Regions from separate parts of the Homo sapiens genome. Here region 2 is linked to region 1. Evidence: chromatin contacts called from ENCODE Hi-C or POLR2A ChIA-PET data. All regions are on one chromosome and are shown on one strand. The core of a region is the stretch at or near the end of the contact, and the rest is flanking DNA. Distances in the headings are between cores, read along the strand shown.

Evidence for each region. Hi-C counts contacts between places; a loop is a spot of excess contacts on that map. ChIA-PET counts read pairs that join two places held with the same protein, here RNA polymerase II (POLR2A). Pooled maps may share reads with other maps.
Region 2: a loop to region 1 is called in a pooled map, with 2.6 times the contacts of the local background. The contact joins two enhancer-like sites. A Hi-C loop is called at or near these places in 1 of 50 pooled maps. POLR2A ChIA-PET finds 5 or more read pairs at or near these places in 2 of 52 experiments (T-cell and activated CD4-positive, alpha-beta T cell).

Annotation. Positions count from the first base shown.
Region 1 is chr15:75,383,400-75,387,823 of GRCh38, forward strand. SIN3A (SIN3 transcription regulator family member A) reads right to left here. Exons shown (of 21, transcript NM_001145358.2): 17 at 865-1,038. Among named protein-coding and RNA genes, the nearest start is that of MAN2C1, 17 kb to the left of the region's middle. Within about 2 kb of position 2,677, at least 2 of the 41 ENCODE cell types and tissues checked have a DNase peak (open chromatin) inside an H3K27ac peak, as active enhancers do.
Region 2 is chr15:75,006,252-75,010,675 of GRCh38, forward strand. The region is part of intron 1 of SCAMP5 (secretory carrier membrane protein 5); the gene reads left to right. Among named protein-coding and RNA genes, the nearest start is that of SCAMP5, 13 kb to the left of the region's middle. Within about 2 kb of position 2,105, at least 3 of the 41 ENCODE cell types and tissues checked have a DNase peak (open chromatin) inside an H3K27ac peak, as active enhancers do.

The DNA.
Region 1 (4,424 bases), core at 1,427-3,926:
GGTGACTTTTTTTGGTTATCTGCATTTTATTTTCATTTTTTTGGGACAGAGTCTTGCTCTGTCACCCAGGCTGGGGTGCAGTGACGCGATCAGGCCTCACTGCAGCCTCGACCTCCCAGGCTCAAGCAATCCTTTTTTTTTTTTTTTGAGACGGAGTCTCGCTCTGTCTCCCAGGCTGGAGTGCAGTGGCGCGATCTCAGCTTACTGCAAGCTCCGCCTCCCGGGTTCACGCCATTCTCCTGACTCAGCCTCCAGAGTAGCTGGGACTACAGACGCCCACCACTACGCCCGGCTAATTTTTTGTATTTTTAGTAGAGACGGGGGCAATCCTTCTACCTCATTCTCCTGAGTAGCTGAGACTACAGGTGCACGCTACCATGCCGGGCTAATTTTTGTATTCTTGTATTTCTTGCAGAGATGGGGTTTTGCCATGTTGCCCAAGCTGGTCTCAAGTGATCCGCCCACCTCGGCCTCCCAGTGTGCTGAGATTACAAGTGTGAGCCATGTGTGCTGGGCCTATGTTTTCTTTTCTATAATGATCATGACCATGGATTTCATGTACCAACATTTTTCTAACAATAATATTTACAAAGCATACTATGAAAAATGTTCAGAGAAAAAGAATACAAAATTGTAAAAATCATATATAACTAGTTTTTTTTTTTTCTTTAAAGGCAGGAAAGAAACAAAGTAGATTGTCCAGGAAGACAATTACTTCCACTTTGTAGTTCTCTGGTGAACTCATTAAAAGGTCCAGGAGTAGAATCACAGGTCAAAGTACCCCGGCTTTAACTTCTGGTTCAGAGAATCCTAACAACTGACATTGTCACCAGCAAGGTCTTCGACTACCTGACCAACTCTCACCTTAAAGCAATTCTCATCTGACATTAGCTGCTCAGCTTTCCGCTGATACGTTGACTCCAGGAGGCTCCTTGAGTTCTGTGTGTTCAGCTGGCCTCCGGTGGCCCCATTATTATTTTCTGCCAGGTAAAGGTCAGTCACCTGCACACAGATCTCATCACTCACGATATGCTGCAGCTGGAAGCAAACAAAGGCAAGCTTTTAGTGAACACAGAAAACATTTCTCCATTATACAGTCAACGTTCCTTTGATGTAGTCATTCAACTCCAAAAAGGTTTTTCTTTTTTTGGGGGGGTGGGGGGGTGCTGGCAATTTTAGAAAATTAATCACACAAACCACTGTATCATTTTCTTGGAGAATAATCAAGCCAGGATTTTCAACCATATCAGTGGTCCATGGTAAAACTTTCCTATCTATTTAAAATAAGAACCATAGAGAACTCAGGATAATCGTACTATTTAAAATTCTAAGCATCTTTAAATAATTTTCTATAGGTCATATCTTTATTGCATTTTAAAATCATTTACAATTGGCTCTCATACATATTCTTTCTCATTTGATCTTCACAACTGCCCTGGGAAGGCAAGCTAGACAGAGAGTTGGGGCCAGTTAGGAGACAAATTTACACAATGCATCAGAAAGGTGGCTCACGCCTGTAATCCCAGCACTTTGGGAGGCCGAGGTGGGCCAATCACCTGAGGTCAGGTGTTCAAAACCAGCCTGGCTAACATGGCGAAACCCCATCTCTACTAAAAATACACAAATAGCCGGGCGTGGTGGCAGGAGCCTGTAATCCCAGCTACTTGGGAGGCTGGGGCAGGAGAATCGCTTGAACCTGGGAGATGGAGGTTGCAGTGAGCCGAGACTGCACCACTGCAAAGCTCACCGTGAGCTGGGGTGAGGAAGGGAGCCTTGGAGAATCATGAATGCAGTATCTATGTCTATATTCCCAGGCCAACTACAAAGCCTGAAACTCATTAAGTATTTAAGAAATAGCTGCTGAATTATTGCCCAGGGGTGCTCAGCTGAAGAAGGAGGGTTGGGACTAAAAGTCAAGGTTCCTGACTCCTAGCCCAATACTTTTCCAAACACATCACCTATTTTTCTGTATCTGATAGAAAGTATAGGGCTTAAGTTGTACATAAAGTTAACTCACTTTCCATACAGGCCAATCATGATTGACTATCAGTAGCTTTTGTGACAATCTTAGGAAACTAATGACTAGAAAGTTGAACGTTTCAGAGTTCCCATTCTCATGTCATGCTATTTCTATTTTGAAATAAAAATCCTTCCAAATGAAACTTTATCATCAAAATGACAGAAGTGAAAAATAGATACAAGAAGAAAGCAAAACGTTAATTTCAATATTGATTTGTCTGTTTAAAAAACTTTAAGATGATCATAACCACCAAGCCATTCTATTTTTAGGAAGACACATTCTTTTTAAGTGTTAGGAACCATGATAACTATTTATTCTTAAGTCCTAAATGACCAGTATGTGTATTAGTAGATAACTGGACACAGTGAAAGGTCAGAACGGTGACTGAGTGTGGCAGAAAGGGCAGTATCTCCAGCAACTACAGATGGATAAATAAATCACAATGAGTCCAGATAAAGGATTCTGATACAACCATTAAAATAATGCTTATGAGTACCTGATATCATGAGGAAGATTAAGATACAGTGTTTTAGGAGAAAAAAGAAAAGGTGGAAAAAAACAGATGGAAAGCATGACTTCAATCATACATACAGATGCTTCCACTTTCTACTTTCTTTTTGAGACAGAGTCTCGCTCTGTCGCCCAGGCTGGAGTGCAGTGGCATCGTGATCTTGGCTCAGTGCAGCCTCAACTTCCTGGGCTCAAGCAACCCTCCCATACCTCAGCCTCTTAAGTAGCTGGGTCTACAGGCATGTGCCACCACGCCCAGCTAACTTTTTTGTATTTTCAGAAGAGACGGGGTTTTGCCATGTTGCCCAGTCTGATCTCAAACTTCTGAGCTCAAGTGATCCACCCGCCTTGGCCTCCCAAACTGCTGGGATTACAGGCGTGAGCCACCGCCTCTACTTTATACTTTCTTGTTGAAGTAGACTGTATTACTGATTCCCCACCCATACTCTCTTTTTGGATATCTGGCCCCTCCTCGAGTCTTCAGAAAAGACAGCACTACAAATCCAGAGACAGCTACGGAACTCCCACCCCCACTGCTAAGCAGATCAGATTCTCTATCTTGCTAATTGGAGATGACAGAGAGGGTGTTCAATAGATTTTTTGAGGAGGAGCATCTGTATGGAAAGGTCTAGTAACACTGGGACCAGGGGTACTGGGAGGGCAAGCCAAAGCCTCAGAGGCTGGAGGAGCCTGGAGCACATGCCGTATGTTCATCTGCAGAGCAAAGCACAAGCATGGAGCAGAAGTCCAGAGTGAAGGCATGCAGGAGAGAAAAATCACCTCCCAGCCCAATCCTTCCATGGTGTGGTCCTATTTTGAGTTCTGTACTTGGATGTCTGTGAGGTTGCCTATTGTATTCTTAATACAAATCCCTCTTAAGCCAGCCTACAATAGGTAAGATAAATGTAATGGCTTCACTTGGCTGGAATGCAGTGGTGCAATCACGGCTCACTGCAGCCTCAACTTCCTGGGTTCAGATGATCCTCCCACCTTAGCCTCCTGAGTAGCTGGGACTACAGGCATGTGCCACCATGCCCAGCTAATTTTTTGTATTTTTAATACAAATAGTGTTTCCCCATGTTGCCCAGGCTGGTCTCCAACTCCTGGACTCAATATATCTGCCCGCCTTGGACTCCCAAAGTGCTGGTATTAGAGGCATGAGCCACCATGACCAGCCTTGACTTTGAAATATATGTTGTACATTCAGTCAGCAGTGGAATCTGAGGGAACACCAAATATGAGGAGAATGAGAGAAGAGATACCTCCAGTTAAAGGAGTTGAGAAGCTTGAAAATGTTTTAAAAAGTCACTGTAGGCTGGGCACAGTGGCTCATGCCCGTAATCGCAGCGCTTTGGGAGGCTGAAGTAGGTGAATTGCTTGAGCCCATAAGTTTGAGGCCAGCCTGGACAACATGGCAAAACTCCATCTCTACAAAAAATACAATAAATTAGCCGGTGTGGTGGCCCCTTTGGTCCCAGCTACTTGGGAGGCTGAGGTAGGAGGTCAAGGCTACAGTGAGCTGATCACACCACTGCACTCCAGCCTGGGCAATAGAGTGAGACCCTGGGTTGGAAAAAAAAAAAAAAAAAAAGTCACTGTTTTGGGGTTTTCTGGATGAAACCTGTTTCCATTAAAAAAAAAAAAAAAAAGCGGGGGGTGGGTGGAGATAGTATTTATTACTGATTCAAAATCATAACCAGATACAGTAAATAATTGTAACTATTGTTTCGAAAACCAACCTCAGAATTATTAAAAGTTAGTTTTATTGGATTTTTTTTTTAAGCTGTGCTGGTGGTATGAAAGACTTCGTTCCTAGCTGAAGCAGCAGCAAGCCTGTAATCAGCAACATAAGCACAGGGTAACTGGAGTCTGTATTTTATATAAATTTCAGGGA
Region 2 (4,424 bases), core at 855-3,354, 380 kb before region 1:
CTCCCAAAGTGCTAGGATTACAGATGTGAGCCACTGAGCCAGGCCCTCCCTCTCTTTTAAAAAATAAAATAATAATGTCACTTTGGACTCATGGATTAATAATAAAAAAAATCTATGTGGGCCGGGCACTGTGGCTCATACCTGTAATCCCAGCACTTTGGGAGGCTGAGGTGGGTGGATGGCTTGAGGCCAGGAGTTCAAGACTAGCCTGGCCAACATGGTGAAACCCTGTCTCTACTAAAAATACAACAATTGGCCGGGCACTGTGGCTCATGCCTGTAATCCCAGCACTTTGGGAGGCCAAGGCAGGTGGATCACGAGGTCAAGAGATCGAGACTATCCTGGCTAACACGGTGAAACCCCGTTTCTACTAAAAAAATACAAAAAAATTCGCCAGGTGTGGTGGCGGGCACCTGTAGTCCCAGCTACTGGGGAGGCTGAGGCAGGAGAGAGGCAGAGCTTGCAGTGAGCCGAGATCACGCCGCTGCACTCTGGCCTGGGTGACAGAGCGAGACTCCATCTCAAAAAAAAAAAAAAACAATTAGCTGGGTGTGGTGGCGGGTGCCTGTAATCCCAGCTACTCGGGAGGCTGAAGCAAAAGAATCACTTGAACCCAGGAGGCGGAGGTTGCAGTGAGCTGAGATCATGCTGCTGCACTCCAGCCTGGGCAACAGAGCGCGACTCTGTCTCAAGAAAAAAAAGAGAGAAAAAAATCCACGTGGTTATTACTTTTGATAGTCTAATTGTCCCAAATTTGGTTGGTGGTAGCCCTTTCAGACTGGTTCTTGTGTCCTTTTGACTTGCCTCCATTAGTTATTGAGTACTTTCTTCTTTATGATACCACAAGATGTTCCAGGCTAACCTTGTATTTCCTTTTCCTGGCTTGGGACCAGCCATATATATTTTTAAAATTCTGTGTTCATACTGATACCTCCGCTTTGAATCCAACACCACAAGGCTCTTTCTTACCTTTCCGCGGTCTGAATTGTATCTCCTACAGTGAGAAACCACCTTCCCCAAATAATCAGCACACTGATTCATTTGCCCTCTCCTGTAGTATACGGGCAAAGCTTTAGAGTCGTCACAGCAGTACCAGCAGTAAGAGTAAACTTGCTAAAATTCATGACTTGTTTGCAGTTTCTTTTTCTTTTTTTGAGACAGGGTCTTGCTCTGCCGCCCGGGCTGGAGTGCAGTGGCGCAATCACACTTCATTGCAGCCTCGACTTCCTGAGCTCAAGTGATCCTCCCACCTCAGCCTCATGAGAAGCTGGGACTACAGGCGCACATCACCATGTCCCGCTAATGTTTTTTTTTGTTTTGTTTTTGTTTTTTTGAGACGGAGTCTTGCTCTGTCGCCGGGCTGGAGGGCAGTGGCACGATCTCGGCTCACTGCAACCTCTGCCTCCCAGGTTCAATCAATTCTCCTGCTTCAACCTCCCGAGTAGCTGGAACTACAGGCACATGCCACCACGCCCAGGTAATTTTTGTATTTTTAGTAGAGAACAGGGTTTCACCATATTGGCCAGGATGGTCTTGATCTCTTGACCTGGTGATCTACCCGCCTCGGCTTCCCAAAGTGCTGGGATTACAGGCGTGAGCTACCATGCCTGGCCATGTTTGTATTTTTTGTAGAGACGGGGGTCTTGCTGTGTTACCCAGGCTGGTCTCGAACTCCTGGGCCCAAGCGATCCATCTGCCTTGGTGTCTCAAAGTGCTGGAATTCCAGTCATGAACCACTGCACCCGGCCTGTTTGCAGTTATTTTTGCCCTTGAGGTTTATCTTTCTAGGAGAACATAGGAGAACCCAGAATTACTGTGATCAAAAGTTACTTGGGCTCTTTTTTTTTTCTTGTCTGTGAGATTGTTATCAATTTAAAGTATAGTTAGCTTGATTTGTTTTTGTTTCAGTTTTAGAGTTTGCTTTTCTTTTTGGTTTAAGTTTTTGAAATATGGAAGTCATTTTATGTGTACAAGTATATTAAAAAAACTTATTAATAAGTATATAAAGAATGGAAGTCTCTCTACTCATCGTAGCCCTTCCGTTATGTAGGTGACTATTTCATTACTTTCTGGTTGATTCTTCCTGTGTTTCTTTTGCAAAAATAAGCAAATTCATATGTGCATTCTTACTTCCCCTTTCTTACATAAGGGGTAGCATATGATTTACACTTTTTGTGCTCTGCTTTTTTTTTTTTACTTAATATATCCTGGAAAGCATTCCACAGCAGTTTACTGAGCTCATCTTTATTCTTTTTTTTTTTTTTTTGAGACATGGTTTCACTCTGTCACCCAGGCTGGAGTGCAGCAGCGAAATCTTGGCTCACTGCAACCTCCGCCTCCTGGGTTCAAGCGATTCTCCCACCTCAGCCTCCTGAGTAGTTGGGATTACAGGCTTATGCCATCATGCCTGGCTAATTTTTGTATTTTTTTGGTAGAGATGGGGTTTCACCATGTTGGCCAGGCTGGTCTCAAACTCCTGACCTCAAGTGATCCTCCTGCCTTCGCCTCTGAAAGTGCTGGGATTACAGGTGTGAGTCACCATGGCTGGCATCTTTTTTACATCTGTGTAATACTCTATTGTATGATGCACCTCGTATATTCAAATAGTCACATTTAGGTTGCTTTAAGCATTTTGCTAATGCAAATAGTGTCATGTCGAATAACGTGTGTGTTTGTCATTTCTTATATCTGGGTAAATGACTAACAGGAGCAGGATTATTAGGTTAAAAGGAAAATATATTCTTATTATCTTCTCTTCCTTTTTTTTAATATGAAAAGTATAACATACAGACTGTTGTACATCTTGCTTTTTTTAACTACTCATCTTTTTGGAGACTTTTGCATATCAGTACCCAGAGAACTGCTTCCTCTTTTTAAAATTTTTAACAGCTGCAAAGCATTTTTAAAAATAGCTGCGGAACAGTCCATTGTATGACTACCATTGGTTTAATCAGTCCCCTATTGATGGTTTCTAATCCTTTGTTATTCAAAACAGTGCCGCAATTAATGCACCTGTGTATGGGTATCATTTCCTGATTGTCTCTATCATACCCTTCTCTTCTCTTTTTGTGGTAGATGTTACTGGGTTTTTGTATCTGTATTTGATCCCATATCACAAAAGAGTCCGAAGATTGTAATTGCCCGATCTTTTAATCAGGTCCAGAAGAATTTGACTGGAATGCTAGAAGTTTGTGTGTGTGTGTGTGTGTGTGTGTGTGTGTGTGTGTGTGTGCTTTTTTTCCTTTGAGACAGTCTTGCTCTGTTGCCCAGGCTGGAGTGCAGTGGTGCAATCATGGCTCACTGCAGCCTCTACCTCCTGGACTCAAGCAATCCTCCCACTTCAGCCTCCTGAGGAACTGGGACTACAGGCACGCACCATCGTGCCTGCCTAATTTTTTATTTTTTGTAGAGATGGAGTCTCACTGTGTTGGCCAGACTGGTCTTGAACTACTGGGCTCAAGTGATCCTCCTGCCTCGGACTCCCAAAATGCTGGGATTACAGGTGTGAGCCACTATGCCCAGCCTGAAGTTTTTATTTTAAAGCAAACTTCTCATGGAAGTCTAACACACAGGAGATTGCACAAGTTGTAACTGTATGCTTGGAGAATGTTCACAAAATCCATACCTTTGTGTATCCAGAACCCCGACCAAGAACAGATGCCGGGCCCCCAGTCGCTGCCCCATCAAGGGTAATACTATCTTGACTTCTAACACCATAGATTTAGTTTTTCCTGTTCCAAAACTTTAAGCAAATTTCTGCCCAGCTTTTAAATGTTGCATTGCCTTAGCACTTGGTTGTGGACCATTTTCTGCTGTTGACTATATAAATGTCCACCAAAGTCACTGTTCTAACAAGGTGATTGCTGCTTGGTTTCCTTGGCCTTAACTTGCCAGTGATTACTTAGCATGGGTCAGCCAGGCCTCCTGCTGAACTCCCAGGAGCAGAGCATGTTTGTACCCTCCAGATTCCTATAAGACGCCCTGTCCAGGTGTCCCCCAGCGTCTCTACCCTGTATGTCCCTAGCACAGCTGCTCGTCCTCCCCTGGAACCTCCGCCTCATCTCACACAGGCTTGTCATGATGGGTCTCCACCATCCACTCGGGGTTAAGTGGGCAGGGAGTCTTCCAATTGCTCCCTTTCCCCTACTCCTTAAAACCAAGACCCCTTCAAACTTGTCTCCTAAGGGTCTCAGGAAGCACATCCTGCCCACCTTGCCTTTCCAGCCTCATCTGCTGCCCCCTCATTTGCACTCTGCTTTGGCCATAGTGGCTTTCTTTCCCTTATGATGGGTGGCTCATGCCTATAATCCCAGTGCTTTGGGAGTCCAAAGCGGGAAGATTGCTTGAGGCCAGGAATTTGAGACCAGCTGTGCAACACAGCAAGACCTCCTCTCTACAAAATATTAAAAAATTAGCATGGTAGT